2 separate regions of the Homo sapiens genome follow, and region 2 is linked to region 1. The links are chromatin loops, found by intact Hi-C in ENCODE. Cell type or tissue: ascending aorta. All regions are shown on one strand.

Region 1 (4,000 bases):
AAATTGAAAGAAAGGTATTTGAAGGAGTCTAATTGTTCCCCAAGATACATTATCTACTCTAGAGAGACTCCCCAGCAACTCAAGAGGGGAAGCCTTACAAACAGGCCCCACTTTTTGAAAGCCAAAGCCGCAAACTGGAAAAAGAGATGCAGCTACTTCCTAGATCCGGCTACCCTTGACTGAGTCTCTAATACAAGTTGACACTGCACTGGGTACTTTTTGCATGTTTATTTCATTGAACTATCCTGATGTCATTATGCCCACTTTACAGATAAGTAAACCAAGGAAGAGATGGATGAAGTGACTTGACTCAAATTACACAGCATGTAAGAGAAATTCCAAGCCTGTCTGTCTGATAATTTGATGTGAAAAGAAAAACAGATCTGCCAGGTCTCATGCAGGGCTTCAGTTGAGATTTATATCCATTTCTCACCCTCTTCGATCTGTAGGTATATGGTTGACACATAGAGATGCAGAAAGGAATGGAAATGTTCCACAGAAAGGTTAAGGAAGAGCATGTGAATAATTTCTTCTCTCTCCAAAAAGACTGCTGACAGAGGAAACGAGGACTTGGGTTCACATCTAGGCTCTCTCCACTGAGAACCTGTGGGACTTTAGACCAAGTCATTTCAACTCTCTGAAACTCAGATTTCTCTTTTGTGAAGTACAGGCGACGATACACACTTCTCAGGGTAGTTGTGAAGGCAAAACATGCTGGCACAAGGAAAGTGCCCAGCATCACCAAGGAAGCACCCAGGTAGAGTTGGATTTCTTCATACCTTCAAGTGTTCCCCAGTCCAGAAAGCCAAGACTGAGATATTTGGAAAATCATGTCTAATAAGAATGAAGTTTGTTGAGCACCTACTACATACCAAGTCCAGTTTTAAGTACCTTCCATGTCCAAGTTCTGTTAGCATTTACACAGCTCTATGATACAGGTACTTGTGCCATCATCACTCTGTACATGAGGAAGGTGAATGAAGTCCAGAGAAGTCAACTAGCTTGCTTGCCCAAGGTCACACAGTTAGTTAGGGGCAGAGATTCCACATAGGTAACCTGGCTACTAAAACTGAGTTCTAACTATTACAATATTCTAGATCCCAGGTAGGACTACAGATACTGGGGAAAAGCCTTGTTAATATATGGACTCCTAGCCATATACTTAAACCCAGCCTTCACTGTTACAGCAATGCTGAAGTGGAGAAAATGTGGGTACTCTTTTTTGAGGGTTGGGTGGATACTAGGAAGTGGGGGTGCAGAAGGGAAGGAAAAAAAGATTCTTGGGAGTAACCAGCACACTTAATCCAGTCCAACCATTAGAACAAAAGAAAAAAGGCTGGCAAGCAGAGGTGCTGGATGGGATTCAGGTAAATCCTTTTCTCCTTCTGAGCAGGAATTCCGAATCACTAAGGCAAGGGGAGTGGGACAGGGGTGGGAGGAGGGCAGTACTTGTGGGGTCCACATTTCACTTATCTAACAGGTCAGGAGAAACTTTAACAAGATTAACTGCTGCTCAAGGCCTCTGCTCGATGGAGCAAATTGAGTCTTTTGTTTTCCTTTTCTTTCAAACTGGAGGGGTGTTGGGGGGGCAGTTGGGGATGAGGAACAGGGGTCTGGTTCCTCCTGCCTGGTGTGGTACAAAAGCAAAGGGATGTGTCAGAAACAACCCCTCATCCCCTGACTTGAAAGGGAGCCCAAATTGCTATGCATGAAGGCTGAAGGCTGTGTGTGGGTGGTGGGTCCGTGTGGGGTGAGAGGTGATGGTGTTTATGAGACACATTCTCTCAGCGGTGCAGGGGGCAAGGCCTGGAAGTCAGATGCCAGGGATTAAATCCTAGTTCCTGCCGCTGAGGAGCTGTGTCATCCAGCACACACCCCTCCCCTCTCTGTGTGTCTCTCTCCCCATTCGGCCAAAAGGGAAACTGGCTTGGGTAACCTCTGAGGACCCTTTTCACAGCAGCCTTAAAGGATTCTTCAATCCTAAAGACCATCCACTGGTGGACCCTCCAGAGAATCCTACACATAGGCACTTTCTAACTTTGGCTTTGTTTTTGCCTGCATAAGCCTTCCCTTTTTTTATGTATTAGTATATATATTTTTCTCCTTTCCTTTCAGAAAAATAAAAGGCATGTTTTCTGAGCTTCAGAAGCAAACTGCTCCTTCGCTCCTTCCCCCTGTCTCTCCGAGCGCCTGTCTGAACTGGTGTCAGTGAAGTTTGAACCGGGGCAGAAATAGCATCCCGGGCGGATCTGGGAGCATAGCCCGCCTACCAGGAGCGGCAAGGCCTGCCTCTGCCAGACGACAGACCCGGTTAACAGCACCGTAAAATTAGACCTTTACGAAACCCAATTGAATCCTGCAGCAAAGAGTGATGTAAGGCAGCCTGGCCTGACAGCAAGACAGCAACTCTCTGCCTGAAATAGCAGCGCGGTCCCTGCTGAGCGATGACTGCTCTCTCAAGATAGGTGACCAGGGATTCCTAGGAAAGTGGCAACGCCCAGCCAGAGAAAGCCAGCAGAGGTCAGGCAGCAAACTGGGCACCTGAGGTCGCCGCGAGAGGGTGAGCCTTCGCACCCGATCCTTGCTGCCCACCTCGGTCCTGGCTCTCCCAGCCCAAACTTACACGAAGGAGGGAGCTGAAAAAGTACTTCTGCAAAGAACCTCTGTTTGTTTGCTTTTTAATTCAAGGAGAAGCAGGTTCTTTTTAGTCCAACAGCCTGTACCATGTGGAGGATATGCAGAATGAGTCTTTTCTGGCTCAGAGCCAGGTGTTTACACGCCGCCAAATCTGGCTCCAACTCAACTAGGGGAGGGAAAAGAAATCCACCAGAATCCTCAGGGGAAAAGCTCCTGGCTTTCTGGTGCTACACGACAGCAGTGCTTATTTATTTATTTTATTTTTTTCGTTTTGAGAGGAATGTTATTTCTACACATAAAATGGACCAGGCATTTTATACAAGCAATAATAACCTAACGCCCCCCATCCAATTAAAGTATTTTACTGCAACAATCTTTGTGTGAGAGAGTGAATGAGTGCTCAAGAGAATGTGTGTGAAGAGAGGCTCCTTGTCTGAATTATAGACATTTATAAAGCAGTCTCCTGTGGAATCCCAGGTGTTATATATATATATATACATATATATATATACACATATATATATACACACATATATATACATGTATATATATATATACACACACACACACGTATTTATGTAGACACACTTACATAGTTAAAATGCATTCACTACCCTTTCACTGATGATGCCTGCATAACCCTGTGCTCTCCTCTCTCCAGGGAATGCCTTCCAAATCACTGGTACTAGGTAAAGACTAGGAAAAACCAGACCTACAGATTAAAAAAAAAAAAAAATCACCTCCAAGCAGCAGTCTCTTTGCTTTTTCACATGTTTGGAAAGAGAAGTCAACATACTACAGCTCTAAATTATCACCATCGTCATTATTATTATGGATAACGTTTCCTCTGTTCCAAATTAGACCCTCCTCTGGGCAAATAGGGCTTGCGAGTTAAAAGTGAATGAGTTCAGTCTCCTTCTTCTTCCCGGAGGAAAAAAAAAAAGGAAAAATAGCATGCGATGACGTCAGTTGTGGGTTGTTGGGGGGAATCACTGTATCGCTCTCCTTTGATAGCTGGAAAGCGGGGGCTTCGGGAGACGTATTCTTGGGATAGCAGCAGAGTGTGGGTCTCCTAAAGGGGTCTTCATGTCAACTGGATAGTCAGTGCTACATCTGTGAAAGTCCAAGCCATGGAAAGACAGGAAGAAGCAGAACTGCCCGGAGAGCTCACAGCTTTCCCTTCTAAGAAAGTGTGTGTGTGAGGGGGTGGGATCGCAAAACGCCTTCACACGTTTCCTGGCTGCAGTGAAGGGGGAACCCCTACTCTCACTTTAAGACGTCCCAGGACATGGCAAGATTGTTTGTGCAGAAAGGGAATCTCCCAGACAGAAAAGGCAAAACTTTCCTCCTCTCTTCCAGCGCC
Region 2 (4,000 bases), 510 kb after region 1:
TATAGATGACCATGTCTATGGGTCTCAAGCATAATTGCATTTCAAAGTCACCTGATAGCTTAACAGAGAGCAAAAAAATAAAAAAAATAATAATCCAGGCCTCTCTCTTCAGAGCAGAGGCTCATGCCCTATATATATATCATCTGAAGGGTATGTGTATGAACCAAGGTAAGTCATATTACAATCACCATATTAGAATCACACACATGTTCATATATTCTTCTGGTGATTCTAATATGTTTCTAAAGCTGAGAACTATGGCTCTAAATGTGAAGTGAGTTCAAATAAAGGAGAGATAACAGTGGCTAATAGTAGTTCTCTGAAGATGTAGGGTGACATCCTAGCCAATCATCCTCAGACTCTCTGCCATCTATGAGGAAATTCTAGTTTGCTTAGCCTGGAATTCAAAACTTTTTATGTTCTGTTTCTTGAGAACATTTCCTGCTTTCTGTTCAATTAATCACTCTTGTAAAACCTAGCTTTAGCCAAATTTGATTCCTTACTTTCCTCCAGCTATACCCAGAGCTCTACATCTTTTGTAGTTTTTCTAGTGTTGTTTCCTATGTCTGATTTTGTCTGTTAAATGTATACCCTTCTTCCACAGCAAGATTCAAATGTTAGATCCTTCATGAAACCATCCCTGATGGTATCATCTAATGAGCTGCTCTCCTTCCTCTGTTGTCCTATTACTTTTTGGATATTTTATTGACTAGGATGTTATTGACTGCCTTTAGAATTCCTTGTCTCAAATTACTTCAATAATAAAGACAATGTATTATCTCACAAGTCTGGAGGTGAAATGACTGCAAGGCCAATTAATTTAACAGCTCAACAATGTCATAAAAGACTCACATTCTTTCTACCTTCCCCATCTTCTAACCTAGCTTTAGTTCCCTTGGTAAATCTAAAACAGCCACCCAGTTACAAGTGTCTCCTACTGATATAAAAATGTCCAGTGGGTGATGGAAGCTTTTGTTGGTTTCTTTTGAAGAACATGAAAACCTTTCCAAGAATCTGCCTATCAGACCTCCCTACATGTTTCATTGACCAAAATTATGTTACATGCTCATTCCTAAACCATTCATTGGCAAGGAGAATGCAATTTCCATGACTGGGCTCATTGAAATACATGTTTAATGGGAGGATTTTCTAAACAAATGACAGTGCTCTTAGCAAGAAGTGGTGGTAATTGGTGAACAGTTGGCTAAGCTGCTAACTCCTTTCCTCAAGCAAGTATACTCTTTCCATTTATATGATAGTTGTCTATTCCTGTGTTTTGTTTTGTTTTTTATTAAACTCAAGTCTCCTTGAAGACAGATTTTTGCTTTATGATTAAAGGCATCAGCTTTGAAGCCAGGACACACCAGTATTGAAATTAGGGTGACAAACTCATCCCAATTTTCCCAGGATTTTCCCAACGTTAGCACACAAATTCCCACATCCATAGAAAGTTCTTAGTCCTGGGAAAAGAAGAATATTTGGTCACCCTAGTTGAAATCTCATCTCTGCCATATACTGACCACATAAGTTGGGATTCCAGTCATTAGATTTCCCAGTGTTTCATTCAAGACCTGCTTCTTGAATGTCCATAATGTGCCAGACACTGTTTTCAGAAAGCTCTCCTTGTTTTTCTGATCACTCTAGCACTAGCTGTTTGATTTCCCGCAATCGTGCTAAAGCTTCCCCTGGACTGCCTTCTGCGTGACCCCCTCTCTGCACCCCATCACTCAGAGATGATGTCAGAGGAAGCCTGGCCGCCTGACGAATGGGGCTTGGGAAATCCCCAGGAGTTTTCAGACACTGTTTCTGGCCTGAAAAACAAAACACTCGTGAAACAGCCAAGGGTCCCAATCTGCTCAGGGAACATGTTGTCCTCTCCTGTTTGCAGGGCCATTTCTTGGACAAGCAGCAGCTCTGTTTGCTGGACTTTTGGCCCCATGCAGTCACTGTGAGGCAAGGCACATCTCACACAAACGGGCCAGTGAAATGAGGTAATTGCGGCTTTCGATGAATGCTATTTCTGTCTCATGGGCTATGCTGGCTGGGATATGAAGAACAAGAGTTAGTGTATCTGACACATTATGGCTTTCTCCACAAAGTGGAAATAGATAACGCAGGAATGGGAAAGTCCCTCTCTGTTTTCTTCTCCTAATGATGAGTGAATATTCCATGCACATGCTATTTTCAGGCAAGACCTGCACCATGTTGGAAAGTCTTTACAATTGCCAGAACATTCCCGTTTGGGCACAAAAAATGACCTTTCAACATGATTTAATACAACTATATGGAACATAATCTATGTGTCGAGCGTGTTATACACGTCATCTATTTTCCTCTTCACAAGGACCCTCAGAAATAATTAGTTTTCCTACTGTAGAAACTAGTAAATATGACTCAAAGTGGTGAAACTCCAGGACACAGAACTAACATGTATGTGCAAGGCCAGGGTGGGTACCAAAATATCTTCTCTCCATAAGCTAAAGCCATTTACTGCACCAGTGCATATTTTAGTCATTTAAATTAGATTATTTTCCCTTGAAGTATATTTTATTCTGTCATATTACTTCAAAATGGGAACTATAACATAATTTCTTTTTAACCCAGAGTTGTCACTCTTCACAGTGACATTCTGGACCAGAATATAGTGACAATTTCGCTGAATTTAACAAACTTTGAATTTTCTCACACTGACTGTTTCTGTTTGTTTGAATTCCATGTTTTGTTTTGTTTTTGTTCTTTTGTGTCCGCTCTCATTTAATTTTCCAATACTCACTGACATTGTCCACAGGCCTACCTCTTGGATTCCCTCATCACTATGACTTATTAAATTTATAGTTTTTAATGTGTCAACTAGATAACCAGGTATCATCATTAAGTTATCATATAAAAAAAGAGTAAATGAGCTCTACTCTGGAACTTAAGGGGCTATTTCATGACTAAAATTTAAAACTTGGTTTAGTAGGCACATTTAGTTATCCATAGGAAGAAGCCTTGGGTTGAAAATATTTGGTAAATAGCAGGCTTTTTGGAATTAGAGTTCTAGTGCTAGTCCATCATATTCTAACTCATAGACCTTGGCATCCATTTAACCTTTCCAAGTCTCAGTTTTTCTACCAGAAAAATTGGAAACATGCATAATATGCACGCTATCTTTGCAAATGTTAGGCACATCATGTATGAGAAAAACTGTTTACAAAGTGCCTGGTGCCTAGCAAGCTTCATAAATGCGAGCTATGTATTATTATTGGGGGTTATTTTATATCCTCTCATTTCACTGCCTACTCATAGGTCACAGGCTGTGCTGGAAATAGTAATCTCCAAATAAGTGAGATATCTTTGTGTTTATAAATGTGTCTACAGGTTCATAGTGCCATTTCCATGAAGACTGCCCAAGCATGTTTTTGTCTAGAAAGTGGTAGATAGACTGTAACTGTGCCATTAATTACTTACTGGGTAATCAAATGACCTGCGCTCAAGTTTTAAGTTTCAAATGTGCCTGGGATTCAGTCTCCAGTCCCTCGCCATTGTTGTTCAATTTCCCCTCACTTCTCTGTTCTCTTCTATGCCTCAACTTTACTGATTTTTTAATGCTGAAAACAAAAATCATTTAATTTCCTGACTCTAACCATGCCCTAAGTGTCTCATCTTCCACCAAAAGCAGCTAATCAAGGTACTTTGATAGACAAAAGATTTCCCACTCTGGGAGGAATTTTCATGCTAGCTGTTGGGTTAGTCTATGTATTTCTTCCCTCTATGATTAAAACAGAAACGTGGGCTGTGTGTGGTGGCTTGCACCTGTAATCCCAGCACTTTGGGAGGCCAAGAGGAGAAGACCGTTTGAGGCCAGGAGTTTGAGGCTGCAGTGAGATATTGTCATGCCACTGCACTCCTCCCTGGGCAACAAAGCAAGACCACATCTCTAAAAAAAAAAAAAAAAGAAAGAAAAATTATCCCTGTGTGGTGGTGCACACCTGCAGTCCTACCTTCTCAGGAGGCCAAG

Evidence for each region. A loop is a pair of places that touch in the nucleus more often than their neighbours do. Peaks named below come from ENCODE experiments on the same cell type or tissue, not always from the same donor. Only the 100,000 strongest peaks of a DNase experiment are listed, where the experiment ranks them.
Region 2: it touches region 1 in a loop (3-fold over the local background); 3 of 110 quality-filtered maps call a loop at or near these places.

Annotation. Positions count from the first base shown.
Region 1 is chr9:116,155,483-116,159,482 of GRCh38, reverse strand. All of the region lies in intron 1 of PAPPA (pappalysin 1), which reads right to left. Among named protein-coding and RNA genes, the nearest start is that of PAPPA, 3.7 kb to the right of the region's middle. RefSeq lists enhancers at 1,964-2,463, 2,464-2,965 and a silencer at 3,826-3,915. In ascending aorta, no CTCF peak of the experiment used is centred here; DNase peaks (open chromatin) are centred at 1,812, 2,352, 2,772 and 3,822; H3K4me3 peaks cover 2,369 bases; H3K27ac peaks cover 2,712 bases.
Region 2 is chr9:115,648,065-115,652,064 of GRCh38, reverse strand. All of the region lies in intron 2 of LOC105376235 (a long non-coding RNA gene), which reads right to left. Among named protein-coding and RNA genes, the nearest start is that of LINC00474, 280 kb to the left of the region's middle. In ascending aorta, no CTCF peak of the experiment used is centred here; a DNase peak (open chromatin) is centred at 1,854; H3K27ac peaks cover 3,504 bases.